Linked DNA regions of Homo sapiens: region 2 is linked to region 1. Evidence: chromatin loops called from intact Hi-C (ENCODE). Cell type or tissue: heart right ventricle. All regions are shown on one strand. Links, peaks and the distances in the headings refer to the core of each region. The heading gives the core; the rest is flanking DNA.

Evidence for each region. Hi-C counts contacts between places; a loop is a spot of excess contacts. Peaks named below come from ENCODE experiments on the same cell type or tissue, not always from the same donor. Only the 100,000 strongest peaks of a DNase experiment are listed, where the experiment ranks them.
Region 2: it touches region 1 in a loop (3-fold over the local background); 1 of 110 quality-filtered maps calls a loop at or near these places.

What each region holds. Positions count from the first base shown.
Region 1 is chr3:12,174,285-12,178,680 of GRCh38, reverse strand. The region is part of intron 10 of SYN2 (synapsin II); the gene reads right to left. Among named protein-coding and RNA genes, the nearest start is that of TIMP4, 18 kb to the right of the region's middle. RefSeq lists an enhancer at 1-530 and a silencer at 2,584-2,663. In heart right ventricle, for the core only: CTCF peaks have their summits at 2,415 and 2,619 (motif pointing right); DNase peaks (open chromatin) are centred at 501 and 2,640; H3K27ac peaks cover 1,319 bases.
Region 2 is chr3:12,264,780-12,269,175 of GRCh38, reverse strand. No RefSeq gene overlaps it. Among named protein-coding and RNA genes, the nearest start is that of PPARG, 22 kb to the left of the region's middle. In heart right ventricle, for the core only: no CTCF peak of the experiment used is centred there; no DNase peak of the experiment used is centred there; H3K27ac peaks cover 551 bases.

The DNA.
Region 1 (4,396 bases), core at 230-4,229:
TTAGAATTTCGTGCATCAGTGGAGAAGATATTGTTGTGTGGTTTCCTGTCACCTGATGCATAGCAGTTTCATGTGCAGGGAATTCTGGTCTGGGTTATACCATGCCTTCTGTATATTGCTTAGTTCCAGCAAGGTCCTTGCAGAAATGGTAAATATTAGCTCTTGAGATGATTGGAAAGGAAATCACTGGCCTGTGACAGAAACCAAGCCCATGGATGAGGGTTTGTGGGTTTTTGTCAAAGGTAACTTTAAAATGCCATCCTGTGGCTTTCGGCAGACAAGCTGGAGAAAGGAGCTCCTGAAGTCCCAGCAGGATGGAAAGCTGAGGAAGGAAAGACATTGAGTGACTCAACACTTGTGAGCTGTTGGCCTGAGACCAGCTGCCCCAACCAAGGAGGAAGGCCTGTGCTTGCTCAGCATATCTGAGACAGGAAATTGGGAAAGGGTCCCAGGGTCTGGCCCCAGGAAAGAGGCCAGGCCAAGCTCCTTGCCGGACACGCCACAGAACTATTCTGATCAGCTCCCCCAGGCCCCGCTCCCTGGTCTAGGACCCCAGGGAGAATGAGGCAGCGGGAAAGAATGTGGTCAGGAGGTTGTAGGTTTAGTCGGTGCAAAGGGGACCGCATGTTTTGAGGCACCTTGGGATCTTTCTGGGCTTGCCCCTGCAGTCACCAGCGCCCACCTTCCTTCCTCCAAAAGGTTCTAAAAGGTGCCCAGGGATGAGCCGCTTCTCCTTCCCTCCTGGGGGGAGTTGCTTCTCTGCTTGCAGAGCTCATCTCCTGGAGTGGGGCCCTCCCATAACCTAGAACCCAAGAAATATCCCATGGGGGCAGTCCCTGAGTCTTCTGGGGGCACTGAGGGGCAGGTCACTCAAGGTCAGAATGTCAGCTTCAAATGATTAAAGATGTCCCTGAAAAGTTAAGACAGTCCCAGAATAGTTAGTTTCTCTTAATAGTCTGTTAAGGGATCTAGTCACTAGTGGCTTTATCTGAACCTGCCCCAAATCTCCTCACATTCTCAGCTTATACTCACTGGGGAAGAAATTTGCTAAAGCCATTCCTGCTGTGGGAAGCAGGAAGGCCTTTCATTTGTCCTAAATTTACCTCTTCTGAGCTCAAGTGAAGCCCTGTTAGTCCCATGCCGGGGATCAGAGACCCCTCCCTAACTGGACAGCCCTTTAGACTCCACTTCTCAGAGTGAAGAAACCCCTTCTTAGGCTTGGTCTTCTTGCACTCAGGAGACCTCATATTTTAGAACACGGGTGGCTAATCTTTTGGCTTTCATGGGCCACACTGGGAGAAGAACTGTCTTGGGCCACACATACACTAACACTAACAATGGCTGATAAGCTAAAAAAATTGCAAAATATCTCATAATGTTTTAAGGAAGTTTATGAATTTGTGTTGGGACGCATTCAAAGCCATCCTGGGCTGCAGGTTAGACAAGCTTGTTTCAGAGCCTTTGTGGCTGGAAAAACCTAGCTGGAAATGTGTTCTGTTTCTCTTCATACCAGAGAACCAGTACAAAAAAGGACTGGTAGAATGTCCCACCAGACACCAGAGGTTATTCAGCCTCAGTCCTTCAATTCTGAATTCTCATCACAGCCTTTTCCAGGTCCCATGGCTGCACACAGTCTGGATCTCAGCATGTCAGGCTTGGAAGGAGATTTTATAAGTTACCTGCTCCAACAGCCCCAGTCCCCAGCCCTCCCCTTTCACCATGTGCCTTACAAGCTGCTCATCCTGCTCCTGCTTGAACATCAGCAACAATGTGGCAGCCGCATGCCGTTTCTGAGTGTTAGAGAGTTTACTCCCTACACTGGGTCAAAACCTGTCTGCTAACAGATTTGCCTTTTGGAATCAGTTCTACTCCATGGCGGCATCAGAGAGCTAAAGATATTAATTAATGCACTCATTGAGATGTCTGCTATTCAACTGCAATTCCTTTAACTTTTACTCATAACATAGATTTGCCAAATGCCTCAACCTCCTGGTTTCTCTCCTCTGAGCACATTCTGATCGGAGTTAGAGTTTGTCCTTGTTATACTGTGACCCTCAGACTGGAAACATTTCAGATGTGCTCTGATCAGCTCAGGGTAGGAGAAGAGGTTCATTTTCATTCTGGACACCAAATGTATATGAATGCTTCCAAAGAATAAGTCTTAGAATCATTCCCCATGGGTCTAACCCACCAGCCAAACGGGAAGCCAGCTCTGTGGCATAAATGAGGGGCACTGAAGAGAGACCAGTTCCCACCTCAGCCCGTCAGTGTCTGAAATTCCTGCATGAGCAATTCAGCCTTCTGGCTCTGGAGAATTTTACAGGAAAATAAAAAGAGTGGAACCAGTATAATGAGAAATGAAAAAAACATTAGCCACATGAAGGAGAGGACCAGATGCCATCTTTACTGGCATGGCCTGAAAGCTCTGTCCCCCTGAAGTTCTCTCCCTGTTTCCTGGGAGTCTGAGGAGCAGCCCACACCTCATCAGAGCCCTAGGATGCAAGGCCCAGCTCAGATCCTAGACAAGAGACCCCTAAAGTCAGTGAATGTGTAGGAGGGGTGGTGGGAAGGCAGTGGTACAGGGAAGAGACTCTGCAGGTATAGAGCCTGGAGGCTTTGGCCATGAGTGACCACCAGGTGTCACTGCCACCTCGAGAACAGTCTCCCTAAAGCATTTCAGAGTCCATGTACAGAGGGTCAGTTGCTGCTGCTGACCCTCACAGCAGCCCGCAAGCTGGCAGTCTGTCCAGGCCTGAGGCCAAGCTGTCATCAACCAGATCAGGCTTTACCACTCACCTCCCTGCTCTTGGTGACATGGCCAGTGCTTCTTATGCCCCTTCCTCTATTCCTTTGAAATGTGTACTGCAGCTGGCTTGGGCCCACCACCATGTCTTTGCTCTTTGCGTTCTATAATTAATCCATCCCAGGCTAGAGGTAAGGTGTGCCCTCTAATCACCATCCTCACCCCAAGCCCCAGCTCCCTGTCCCCATTTTAGGTGTTCCTCTAGAATCAAATAAATGAAAGCACTCATGGTGGAGCTAAGGACAACGATAGAGAAGGAGAAACAGAGAAGGGTAGACAAGTGGCTAGCCACAGGTCTGTCCTGGTCTTGGTCTAGAATTCTGGGCAGGAGCAGCTCCTAGGGCTTATGACTCAGACCAGAAGCTCTTTCAGCCTGAGCTTCCACAGCCACAGAAGAAAGAGGCCAGCAAGAGGTGCCTGTGAGGAATGGTGACAATGCCTGTGAGCAAGTCAGTGACAACACCTAAGGGCTGAGCTGGCTATGCAAAGTCCTGGCTTGGATGCAGGTAATGTTCCTCGGTTCACATCCTTTCCACTTGCACACTGCCAAGATCATCCAAAGGATCCTGACATCAATCCAATAGGCTGATAGGGCTATTAAAGATGCCTCTTCCAAATGGTGAACTCACTCAACAAATATGTATTACAATGGCACATCAAAGGGAGTGGGGCAGGAGTGGTTTGCTTGGTGGGAAGAGTATTTTATCAATGTCATTTGTATAGAATTGCTATCATATGTTGATAATAAAAAGCAGGCCAACTTAGTTTTGCTATTTTAAAAATTTTCTATAGCCAACTGATTGCACCTGGGCAAACCACTCTCACCTGTCTCCCCTTGGTACACCCTTGATGTATTTAAATGGCTACTAGGTGCTAGATACAGTGGCCCTAGAGATATAGCCATAAACAAGTCTGTACTCTTGAGAACCTTACATTTTAGTAGAACAGACAATTAAATAGACAAGAATAATCTCAACTGATAGTGAGTGCTATGCAGAAAATTAAAGAAGGGAGAGGTGGTAGCCAGTGAGTAGGTGGCAGCTTTGGATTGGATAGTTGAGGAAGTATCAGTTATACTGTTAAGGAAAAGTCAGTTATGGCTGGGCGCGGTGGCTCATGCCTGTAATCCCAACATTTTGGGAGGCCAAGGTGGGCGGATCATGAGGTCAGGAGATCGAGACCATCTTGGCCAACATGGTGAAATCCCGTCTCTACTAAAATACAAAAAATTAGCCGGGCGTGGTGGCGCGTGCCTGTAATCCCAGCTATTCGGGAAGCTGAGGCAGGGGAATCGCTTGAACCCGGGAGGCGGTGGTGGCAGTGAGCTGAGATGCACCACCACACTCCAGCCTGGTGACAGAGCAAGACTCTGTCTCAAAAAAAATGCAAAACTAAGAAGAAAGAGCATTTCAGAGAGAGAGCACAGCCTAATACAAAGGCCCTTACCAGTGTGGCTAGGGCACAGTGAGCAACAGTTAGGATAGTACAAGGGAAAGAGGCAGGTAGGGGCCTACATAAATTGCTAGGGAAAAACAATGTTGGGGGGACAGGACTAAGGGGAAAAACTAGAGTTCTGCTTTGGCTGTGTTATAT
Region 2 (4,396 bases), core at 94-4,093, 91 kb before region 1:
AAAAAAATTAACAGGGCATGGTGGCTCATGACTGTAATCCCAGCTACTCGGGAGGCTGAGGCAGTACAATCACTTGAACGTGGGAGGCAGAAGTCGCAGTGAGCCAAAGCCGAGGCAGGTGGATCATGAGGTCAAGAGATTGAGACCATCCTGGCCAACATGGTGAAACCCCATCTCTACTAAAAATACAAAAATTAGCTGGGCATGGTGGTGCATGCCTGTAGTCCCAGCTACTCGAGAGGCTGAGGTAGGAGAATCACTTGAACCCGGGAGGCAGAGTTTGCAGTGAGCTGAGATCACACTACTGCACTCCAGCCCGGGCAACAGAGCGAGACTCCGTCTCAAAAAAAAAAAAAAAAAAGATATATTTGTACATGCACATGTATGGAGGAAAGCCATAAGTTTATGTTTTAACAGTGGTTATCTCCGGGTGATGGTGCATATTCAAGTGATTCTTTATTCTTTATCTTTTTCTGAACTTTCCAATTTTAAAAATAATGAATATATATTAGTTTTCTTAATTAGAGAAAAATGAAATAAAAGGAATTAATAATGAATGGAATGAGGATGTGTCTTGGCTTGAGAACAGAAACTCTGCCTTCTTTATCTTTAGGTTTCCCCACATTACTTTTACTTAAGTGTAACATATACAATTATAACCTTGGGTCAAACAAACTTAAAAATAGGCTTGTAATGTATAAATAAACACAACATCTAAAGCAGTTTTTATTCTAGTACTACTAGGCCAGCACACAAAATACACCTTTATTTACTAATGTGACATCTCTTCTGTTAAATAATTAATTTTTTAAATTTATAATTTCACAAAATTTAGTTTTTAAAAAAGCTTATTCTTGTCATTTCCAAAAAAAGAGAGGGGAAAGGAGAGAGGAAGCTGTGCATAGTGGGAAAGTTGCAACATTCGGTCCGTAAGTAGTTTTTGCTTTAGATATTTTTTTCAACGACTTCTCTTACATAAGAGTCCTGTGATATCTCCATAGGGAGAAATAACCCTCAGCTACATTATGTCTTTTTAATTTTTCCTCCAGATAGTGTTTACAAATCAACATGTAGGAATGACTCCATATTTAAAGTTATTAGCCAACTTTAGTGTCTATTTGCCATTAAGGACAATTGGTAATTTTAACAATCAATGAGAGTTTATTTTAGGAGAAAACTTACTGAAATTTTCAGGAAATAACCTTTTTGTTCCAAAACAGCTGTCATTGAACACCATTATATCTACAACAATTAAAATTATCTTTGGTGACTTTTAGCATCTGGCATTGCTCCATTATTGTTCAGTTAAATATTTTTCAAGTTTGCTAGGACTTTTGCCCACCGTGTGCTTACGGCTCTTTATTGTCAATATGTATCTTAGAATTCACCTTTGTGACATTAGTTTTTTTGTATTGTGGGAGAGTGCATAATTTCTATAGTGAATTGCCTGAGAAATGAAGTAATATTTATTAGGAAATTGCAGTACATATCTACAAGTTACCTACAAACATACAATTATAATTTATTCTGTTATATTTAACAACAAATGTTCCCTTCTCTCTTTTACTAGATCCTTGCGAAAAAAAATTCCTAAAGAATTAGCTAATGTGCAGTGGCCAAAAAACAAACAAACAGCAAAGAGCAACATGTCATTTTGATCAATTTAACTGAAAAATATGAAGGACATTTCCAGGTTGAATTCACCCAGACCATTAGTGCAGGGAATTGATTGTTAAAAACAAAACCAAAGAAAAACAAAAACATACTATTTTGTATCCCAATGGAAGTCATAAATATGTTAGTTAAAAACTCATCCAAAATGAGTCCTGTGTGTTAGAAAAAAAATAACAAACTGTAATACCTCACCCAATTTAAATCTTAATTAAGACTTCATGTTTGTTTCATTTTGAGACAAAGTGAATGCTTATCTTTGGAAATGACTAAGTAAGCATTGAAATATAATAGCTTCAGGATCCTAAATGCATCATATGTAAAAGAACAATACTTTTATAATATCTCAGGCCTTGATCACTATTATTGAGTTAGTATATTTTGAGGGAAAAAATTTACGTGCCATGATTTTATTCCAACCAAAAAGATATTTGGAAAATATTTAAGAATTATTGCTGATTATTGAAATCTAAAACACTAATACCAGTGAATATTTTGTATACCCTAATACTTCTCTGAACACTTACAAGCCAATAATTAACCATTCAGACTGAAAAAAAAAAAAACTGGAAAGGATTTATAAGGACGAATAGGGTGAAATTTATTTATGTAACTTAAAAAATCTGCACAAACCCAAAGCAATTTGAGCTCTGTGCTATGGATTTGGGGGACTGTCAATGTGCACCGGTTGTCAGACTGCCTCTCTTGGATCCTCTTCTCTCCTCTATGCCACAACTGATATTTCTGTTCCTGGAATGTCCCCCATCCCCACAAGTTCACATAATCAAATCCTGGACTATTTTTGATGAGAAACAGTAGCTAACAAAATTGTTTGCCCACCCTAGGCAGTTGAAAATGGAGGACGTGCAAAATATTATTTAAAAAGCAGGTTGCAAAACTAACTTTCAAAAAAGTTAAAATTGACTAAAAACTCGAAGACAGATTACTCTGAATCATTAAAAAGGTCTTATCTCTGGGGGACAGAGTACTGGTGATTTTTCTTTTCTTGCTATTTTCTGCATTTTTCAGAGATTTATATATTACATTAGTAGTTATCAAAATAGTAAAAGTCAAATATGGGGAAAAGTATCTCATGGGTCATGAAAATGTAAATAAAATATGCAAAACACTGAATTGTTTCAAATAATTGTTTAAAAACTACTGTGGTAAAAGAATCCAGGCCTCCAAGCTCTTCCTCTCATTTGCGGAACATAAAGTATATTTTGGATCAACACATGGAACATTCCAGACAATGTGAAATCTAGAAAGGAACTGCACCTGTATCCCGACACGGCGCCAAAACAACGTAGCTACTGAATAAATATTCATCCTAAATTGGGAAAAGGAATGAAAGTCCATTTTCCACTTACTCCTATGCAGAAAAGTGAAAGTTTTATTCTTGGAATGAATATGATAGAATTTGTGGGACAGTAACTATTATTAAGAAGTAACTATTACTTTCCAGAGTTGGACTCCACTGAGCAGTTTTAAGAGGAAGAGAAGGCATTGCAGAGTATGAGCGAGCGCTATAACTGAAAACTTGATGGTATTGAATTAAACTCTGGCTATTTACTTTGTGAGTTTTGAGAATCACTTGATTAATTTTTTTTTCAGATGATTACTTGTACCAAACAGAGAAAGAACATGGTGTATTTAAGGATTTGTTTACCTAAACTGATGTGCTTGGTGGGGAGGAATTTAGCTTCAGCAGAATTTTCTGTAAGAAGAGTAACATTTACATAATGGCAATGCTAAAAAAGTCATCTTTTTCAGAGAAAAATGTGAAGCAATGTGTGTGGAAAGCTGCAAAATCTGGAGTTGCAGGCAGATTAGGCAAGGAGCACTTGGTGAAAAAAAAAAGAAGAATTAAATCATGGCTAAAGATTTCTTTCCAGCAAAAGTAGTTAATATGTGGAACAAACTGTTAACATGGCTTTTAAAAAATAATCAGAAGCTGTGAAAGAATTCTGACAGGGGAGATGAGAGACACGAGTTAAATGGGGAAGTAGAGAATAGAAGCATGAGTATGTGATGGCACATGCGACTTTGCCATTTAATTTTATTATCTTTGCAGAAGACCTTAGATCAATGAGGAAAGTGGATCGAAGACAGAACAAGCTAAAATTGAGCTCTCTAGATGGAATCTTTTGCTTATGTTTTTTTCTTTTTATTTTTTCCCCACTGTGTTTGTTTCTGGGGATTATATTCTATAGCAGAAAGACTCCCCCCAGATACTCTACAGTTTACCAAAAAAAAGAAATTGAAAAGCATACTATGTGAAACTATTGTCAGACATAGATAGAAAAGAGACCAAAAATAAATCTTCACCTTTGCGTCTTCAATTTCAACAGATGCGTTGTATGTTCCTTTAAAATCTGATGCTTTGGCTACACTCAGGCCTTTTTGCAGTAACCTTAGCAGATGCTTAAAGAACCCAAATTGCTGAAGCCAGTTCCAGTCTAATAAAATGGTCTGTATTTCTTTCTTCAATGAACCTTCTTCTTCTTTTTTTTTTTTTTGAGACGGAGTCTCACTCTGTTGCTCAGGCTGGAGTGCAATGGCTTGATCTCAGCTCACTGCAACCTCCGCCTCCCGGGTTCAAGCAATTCTCCTGCCTCAGCCTCCCAAGTAGCTGGGATTATGGGATTACAGGCACACAGCACCAGGCCCAGCTAATTTTTGTATTTTTTTTTTTTTTAGTAGAGATGGGGTTTCTCCATGTTGG